Regions from separate parts of the Mus musculus genome. Here all the other regions are linked to region 3. Evidence: chromatin loops called from intact Hi-C (ENCODE). Cell type or tissue: heart. All regions are shown on one strand.

Region 1 (2,500 bases), 67 kb before region 3:
CTACACAGTGAGTCTGAGGTCAGCCTGGGCTCCTCAAGATTCTGTCTCCCAAACAAACAGCAGCAGCCACAAGCAAGCAAGCAAACAAACAAACAAACAAACAAATTTCAAGCCATACTCCCCACCCGCAAGAAACTTGACTACAGTGAGTTAGGAAAGAGGATGTTTTTAGTGGGTTCATGAGTTGAGAAGACCAACAGGTTGGAATAATTCTCAATGAGGCCCCCCAGCTTGGGCAGGGGACCTGTTAGGGGAGTCTAAAAACCACATCTTAGTGCATCTTAGACACTCAGAGTAGTGGAGAAGAGAAGGAGAGAAGTGCTGGAAAGATGAAGGGGACAGGTGGTCATTTTGTCTGTGCTTGTCCTTCTGGGCAGAGTCCACGCTCGTCAGCATGCCCTGCAGTTCCATGAGTCACCCTCAGTCCACAGGAAGTAATAAAAGGAAAACATACCTCAGCTTTACAAGGGGCACCCTTGAGTACAGAGGGTCAGATCCTACTTGTTACGGAGCCCGTAGGTACCAGGGAAGGCAGGAAGAGGTTTGGCCAAGGTGTCTGCAACTGTGTCTAACAGTTGTCAGCTAAGCAAACCCGAGCATAGAGGCGGTATTGTGTGGGGACTAGGCAATGTCGGGTAGCCTGTCTTCAGTCTGCCCACACAGAGCTGGCTGTCCTTGGATGCTGAATCAAGGAGAGATACTGACACAAAAGAGATCTTGAATAAGACCTGTGTCCACATGACTACTTTTTGATCAATTCAGTCTGGACAAGCAGACTTCTATGAACCTGTACTTTGACACAAAGTTCCTGTTACTCTGGGTAATTTAATTGATTGCAAGTTTGTTCTGGGACCTGTTTTGACTCCAGAGTTCTAGAGTTCCTTCTGTGGACCTTGCTTTGGAATTTCCCACCCTGAGAGGCCACTTTGGGCCTGAGTAGCTTCTATCTGGCCTGCCAGATAACCACAGGGGGAAAAAATGGCAGGAGCCATTGATCAGATGGGACAAGTTATGAGAGAGGCCAGAGAACTGAGGCTGCAGAATGCTTTGTCAAAACTTGCTTTGGGTGCCTGGAGACATGGCTCTGCAGTTAAGAGCACTGGCTGATTTTCCAGAGATGCTGAGTTCAGAGCCCAGGTCCCGTACTCCAACCTCCCACATGGCAGCTCACAAATGTAGCTCACCAATGCCCTCTTCTGATGTGCAGATGTACATGCAGACCAGACGTCCATATACTTCAAACCTTTAAACACTTCTTAAAACTGGCTTTCAGGCAGGAGAGATGGCTCAGCGGTGAAGAGCACCGATTGCTCTTCTGAAGGTCCTGAGTTCAAATCCCAGCAACCACATGTGAGCACATGGTGGCTCACAACCACCTGTAATGAGATCTGATGCCCTCTTCTGGTGAGAACTCCAGACTCAGCATACTGATAAGAACACCTGCCTGGCAAGAAAGCCAGGTAATGAGAACTGCTCTTCACTGTTCTCATTAAAGGGCTTCTGTTTTATTTCCAGGTTGCCTGGATCAATCCTTCTAACAGTTATCAGGCATGCTGGGCAAGCACTCTCCCAACAGAGCCACGTCCAGTGTTGCTGTTTAAAACATATGCATACAATTAGTAGTACCAGTAAATTTAGATTATTCTTAAAGAGCTGTCATTTCTACACAGCAACAAATGAAGTCATCCCAGAGGCTTGGAGGAACAACGGACCATACAAAGACCAGAGGCCATGGCCCCTCTGTGTGACGCTGCACGTAGCCTCAGTTTCCTAGTAGAGGAGTTTGCAGAAGGGTTGCCAGCCCCCCAGTTGTGGCTGGGCTCCTGCCCACATAGCTGTAGCGTTTTTCTACATGGAGAAAGGGGGCTTCCTCTACAGAGTGCACCTCTCTTTTCCCAGGCCCTGGTGCTCCAGTTTTGGAAGCCAAAACACCTGACTGCTTCTCGAATCATCCTTGAGTCATCCTTTGCTGCATACAGAAAAGAATGCATGCAGAGTAAAGTGAAGTGTTGGGAGGAAGCGATTTGAAGCCTGGGTATTAGAAGGGACAAGTTAACCCTTTCCTCCCCTCATCCCGGTTTCTCGCTGATGTTTCTTGCATCTGGAGGTCAGAGTCACTTTATGGTGGGACTACCCAGAGACTTTGAAGTGCTTCCTTGGGACCACAGCCAACAGCATAAACTGTTCCAATGGCTCTTTATGACGCGACGGGTCGTGTGTCCAGGGCAAGTGGTGCCCGACCGGGCTCAGAGCTGATCACGGAAGGGGATGATTTGCCCACAAGTCAGATGTTGGGTGGTCACTGGAGGCCGAAGCGGACCGGGGCCCGGGCGGAGCCGAAGCCCGGCGGCCAGGCTAGACTAGACGTGACGGGAGGAGCCGGCCGGCAGCACGTGACCGACAGCGGAGGCCGAGGCCCAGAAATAGCCGCCTTGGCGGTTCCGCCCCGCGGCCGGCGAGAGTCCTGGGAGACAGCAGGACGCAGGCTGGGCGCGGTGTG
Region 2 (2,500 bases), 76 kb before region 3:
GGCGGGCCGAGCACCGCACGCCGCACAGCCCCCCGAGCCTTGCGGAAACACCTCCCGGCACCCGCCGCCTCCTTCATCGGGGCGAGGGTGCGGAAGACACTCAGGAAAAACACACCCATGTCCCCTCTCCGGCCTCCGCCCCACGGGCTTCTGCTTCCCCAACAGCCGCCCCGCGGCCCGAGCCTGCGGGCGGCGGCCGAGGTCCGACCACGCGGGTGCTCCCCAGCGCGGCGGGGTCCCGAGTCCGCCCGCTCGCCCGCCGCCCTCCGGGGCTGCCAGGCCACCCGCCACTCACGTCCGTCCGCGTCCTCCGGCAGGTCCTCCTGGAGCAGGGAGAGGTCTGCGCCGGGGGAGAGAAGAAAGGCCGGGTCAGCGTCCCGGGCCGGCGCCGCGCCCCAGCCGCCCGCCGCCCGCCCGGCGGCGCCTCCCCGCGCCGGCCTCTCCCGGGCACTGCCGAGCGCGGGGAGCCGCCGCCGTCGCCGCCGCCGCCGCCCGGGGAACTGGGGCCACGTACCCGCCATCTTGTGCTCGCCCCCGCCTCCTCGTCTCCCGGGATCCCGCTCCGCGAGCCGCTCAAGTAGAGAGCCGGTGGGCGCGCGCGGGCCGGCGGGGGCGCGCGCGGGGCGGGCCGAGGCCCGGGCCTGCGGCGGCGGCTCCCGTACGCCCGCCCGCCCGCGCGCCGCCCGCCGCCCGCTGCCCGCCGCCCGCCTCCCGCGCCCGGCCGGCCCGGCCCCGAGGCGCGCTCCCACCCGTGGCTAGAGGCGCCCTGGCGCCGAGCGTGCGGAGCGCGGCACGAGCTGCCCGCCGGGGGACCTGCGGCGTGTGCCCGAGCCGGGCGGGCGGGGTCCCCGCGGCCCGCAGCTCTGTTGGGTCACCGGCCTCGCCCACCGCTGGCCGCCGCCCGCTCCGCCGCGCGCCGCTCGTCGCCCGCGCCCCTCCCAGACCTGCTCGTGCGTCGCCGGCGGTCCGCGGCCGAGCCTCCCGCCTCCGAGTGGAGGAAGCGCCGCCTCCGCCCGCGCGCCCAGGCCTCGCGAGTGACTGAACAAAGCCCAGGCCCCGGGCCGGACGACGGTTTGAATGACAAAAGTTCCGCCGGCCCAGCCGGCCTGCCTTCCCGTGCGGCGCGGCACGTTAAAGCCCCGGCACCGGCTTCCGAGCCCGCGCGCTCCCCTGGCGCCCGCCCGAGCTGACCCTGAGCGGCCCGGGCGCGCGGGCCAGGCCGAGTCCAGTCACTCCGCGGTTCTTAGCCTTGTGACCGCAGGGAGGATCGCCGAGGATACCTGCCCCCTCCGCCTCTCCGGGGAATGGCAGACTGTCAGGAATCCAGCACCGTGCTTGCTACCTCGGGAGTCCGGTCGCCGGGTGCCTGGGATTGGCAGCGCTTTTCTCGAGTGAACTATCACACATCTTACTGGTCCCTTTGTTTGAAGAGAGTTAAACGGTTCTTGTAGGTTCCCCAGGCAAAGTAGGGCAAAATCCAGATTTTTCTGACTCCAGTTCGCCGTCCCATTTCTGTGAGTCTTAGGTCTAAATCCAACATCAGTGAGGTCTCCAGAATGGTCGCCCGTAAAATGAGTCTCATACATGATGCCCGTTTTTGAGTCTGATATGAAAAAAGGAGGATTTTAAAGGTTCAGCTTGTTCCTTTCTGCACCATAGTCCTAATTCAAGGCAACATATTGGCATTTTAAAACACGGGGAATCAGAACAAGTTGTAGGTGGTCTTTGGCTACTTTGTGTGTTCTTTCTTCCACCCCTCTTCTTTCACCCTTTCAACTCCCTAATACTAAAAAAGGGTAGGGGTGGAAGGGGCCATCATTATATATTGGACTACTTCCTGCTGATGAGGGTTGATGAGCTTCTTGGAGCAAGCTTGATCTTCGTAGTCAGGTATATCTAATTTCTTCTTCCTGTTTCTTTACTCACAACTACTTAACAAACAGCAACCAATCTCTCCCGCCCTAGTATTTACATACCCTCTGGAAAGTCTCCGGAATCCCAAATGGCAGAAACTATTTGTAGCTGGCAAATTCACACCCCTGCTAGAGCATGAGGCAACTCACTGTCAGCTTCTGTGGACAATATGAAGCAGCCCCATATCTCACACCTGGGATTAGAACAAAAACAAATTCCCATAAAAATTTTCTGTGTTTTTCAACAAAACCAAATTCTCACTACACTCAGTCATCAGATCCTCTTAAGCACAAGTAATCGCATCTGCTCAGGGAAATGAGTTAGCCACCGTTTCCCCAACATCTCTCCCTGTTGCATATTACTTAACATAAAACACAGATTGTATAATATAAATTGAAATTCTAAGAGATTAAAACAATCAAATAGATCCTATAGCTCCAAAACCTGTCTAATTTCTCAAATACACGATAATTAAATACCAAACTTCCACATGCATTTTTCTTTGAAGAATTTTTTTTTTTTTTTTAAAGACAGCCTCTTGCTGGTCTGAAAGTCACTAAATCTAGCTTGCTAGAAAGCCCCAGGA
Region 3 (2,500 bases):
GAAAGCTGCTGGTTCATAAAGTTCTGCTGTTTATTTCCCAGTTGGTTTAAGAACCATTTGTTCCTTTCTGCCTCCCCAGTGTGTATTAGAAGTTTATGTATTTCCTGAGCCGATACAATTGAATCTTCCCTGGTTGTCCTTTGATGTCTTCTCCCATTTAATCCGTTGCTGCTGCATTGCTGGCTTGCTGGCCACCAGCTGCTTGGTTTGCATTTGCCTTGCAGTGCCTCTGTCCTTCGGTGACTTTAAAAGATGGCTTTGGAGGGCACCTCCCTCTTGCCTGGCACTTGCTAACTACTGATCTGCTTCCTTGACTTTCAACCTCAGGGTTGAAAGGCTATGGTCCTGGTGGTCTGTCTGTTTGTGAGTCAGGATTTTCTTTTTATCTTGCACCTTTTAATACTGTCTCTTTCTCCTGTAGTCTGGGCCTTTCCGCTGTGACGTGTCACAGAAGGTTCTTCTCGGGCCACGTCCACTTGAAGTTCTAGATGCTTCTTGTTCTGGAGTAAGATTACCGCTCCAGATTTGGGTAGTTCTGCTACGGTTTCATGGCTGAGCTTTCGATACATTCATTTTTTAGTACTTGACTGCACTCTCTTTCTGAAGCAAACTTAGGAAAAGATTTTTACTATAGATTTAAGTATGGGTACGTATGGGTATTAAGAGAGGTCATAGAAACATGTACGAGAAAGCTGGTGTGTAGTACATGCCCAAGAAAGGCTGTGGGTCTCGCCTGTTCCCCCACCGATGTCTCCCTGAAATGTACTCTCAAACTTGTCGTCTACATCTGATATTCCCTCTAGGGTTTGATCTCGTGGACGGTGGGGACTGGCCATGGGCCATGTTTTTCTACTGATTGAGGTTTTTCATTTTTAACCTCCCCCTTATCCTCTCTCTCTCTCTCTCTCTCTCTCTCTCTCTCTCTCTCTCTCTCTCTCTCTCTCCCTCTCTCTCTCTCTCTCTCTCTCTGTTTTCTTCTTTGGTGTTGAATTTCTCATCTGGGTTACCTACTTTCTCACCTGAATTTCTATCCAGATCTTGAATTGATTTTTCTAATCCATTGATCTCCTTGTATCCTTGTTGAAGTCAGTTTTATAAGTAGAGTTTTGAATTCTTTGTCGTTTCATCCATTTCATGATTTTTTTTTTAATATGGCATAGAATTCAGGATCTTTGGGAATACTGTCTGACCTTGATTTTGTTGTTGTTTCTTGTGGTTTTTCTATCACAGTTTGGGTAACTGTGGGCTACAATGGATAATAAATAGCTCTTTTGAGTTTTATTTTGGGGTCATCCTAGATCATCTCTCTGAGAATGCTATTATTCCAGGACTGCTGGGAAAGAAACTGCTATTCCAGCAACAAACAAGGTGCGATCTGCCAGGAGAGTCTGTCCAAGCCAGCAAGTACCAGGCCTTTTCAGGGCCTTCTCTTTCTCTGTGTACCAGGAGCCTCTGCTGGCCATACTTCGCTTTGCAGCCTGTGGGTGAGGCAGGTCCTCCCAGACTTCAGAGATTTCCGGTTGGTACCCCTAGGCTGGCTAATGTCTCAAGTATGTTGTGTAGTGGGGAACGCAAGCAGATCCACTGAGGACTGTACTGTAGGGTCAGGTTTTGTGCTCCCCCAGTGCAGCTGCAGTCACCCCGCAGAGAAGATTGAGCTATGAAGTCCAAACACTCTCCTGGAACTTGAGTTCTTACGTCACCAGTAGCGAGCCCCCAAACAGATAGCTAGCTCCCAGAGTTTGGAATGTCCACTGGCATTAGGCTCAGCACGATCATTCTCTGCAGTTATCCCTCAGGTGAGTCTGGCCCCAGCAACCAAGGGTCAGGACTGCTGACCACAGTGCCCTTCATTGCTGAATTCCTCAAGATATCTGCATTGGACCTTCTTCTCTGCAACCACCTTCCATGGCTGACTACTAGCCAAGTGCCGCAGCAGGTTGTAGGTTTCTATTCTGTGATGGTTCTACTCTCTCAGGCTCTGGGATTACCTTGGTCTGAAACAACAGGTTTCTTCCGGTATGACTCAGGCACAGAGTGGCAAAATGGTCCTTGTCCTACTTTGTTTTCTGAACTGAGACATCGCAGCAGAAACTCAGGCAGTAACTGAAGCAAGAACCATGCTGACTGGCTTGCTGTCTGGCCCACCCTCAGCGAGTTTACTTATGTAGTAGCCCAGACCCACCCGCCTAGGGGATGGTGCTACCCACAGTGAGCTGAGCCTTCCCCCGTCAATCACTGGCCTGATTGGTGCAACCCCTCAGCTGAGGTTCCCATTTCCTAGGTGTCCCTAGGTTGTGCCAAGTTGACAGGAAAACCTAAGTCTTGGGCCTCTGCTCAAATGCTGCCCTGTTACACAGGATGACTTCCTGTCTTCTCAACTTAATCCAAGACTCACAAGAACCATTTGCTTGTCTGTTTAAAGCGTTCAATGGGCTCCTTTTGGATGAGGCTTCTGTTTGTCTTCCCCTGCTGGGAAATCGGAGAATTTAACTTACAC

What was found. A loop is a pair of places that touch in the nucleus more often than their neighbours do. Peaks named below come from ENCODE experiments on the same cell type or tissue, not always from the same donor. Only the 100,000 strongest peaks of a DNase experiment are listed, where the experiment ranks them.
Region 1: a loop joins it to region 3, with 2.6 times the contacts of the local background. A loop is called at or near these places in 16 of 42 quality-filtered maps.
Region 2: it touches region 3 in a loop (5-fold over the local background); 16 of 42 quality-filtered maps call a loop at or near these places.

The regions. Positions count from the first base shown.
Region 1 is chr17:65,772,591-65,775,090 of GRCm38, reverse strand. It overlaps Rab31 (RAB31, member RAS oncogene family), which reads left to right and starts at 2,339. Exons shown (of 7, transcript NM_133685.2): 1 at 2,339-2,500. In heart, a CTCF peak has its summit at 1,211 (motif pointing left); a DNase peak (open chromatin) is centred at 2,410; H3K4me3 peaks cover 583 bases; H3K27ac peaks cover 795 bases.
Region 2 is chr17:65,781,464-65,783,963 of GRCm38, reverse strand. It overlaps Ppp4r1 (protein phosphatase 4, regulatory subunit 1), which reads right to left and starts at 609. Exons shown (of 20, transcript NM_001114131.1): 1 at 515-609; 2 at 296-340. The coding sequence starts at 521. In heart, a CTCF peak has its summit at 1,281; DNase peaks (open chromatin) are centred at 183, 563 and 1,083; H3K4me3 peaks cover 2,112 bases; H3K27ac peaks cover 2,137 bases.
Region 3 is chr17:65,705,366-65,707,865 of GRCm38, reverse strand. The region is part of intron 3 of Rab31 (RAB31, member RAS oncogene family); the gene reads left to right. Among named protein-coding and RNA genes, the nearest start is that of Gm35477, 64 kb to the right of the region's middle. In heart, a CTCF peak has its summit at 1,455; a DNase peak (open chromatin) is centred at 1,455.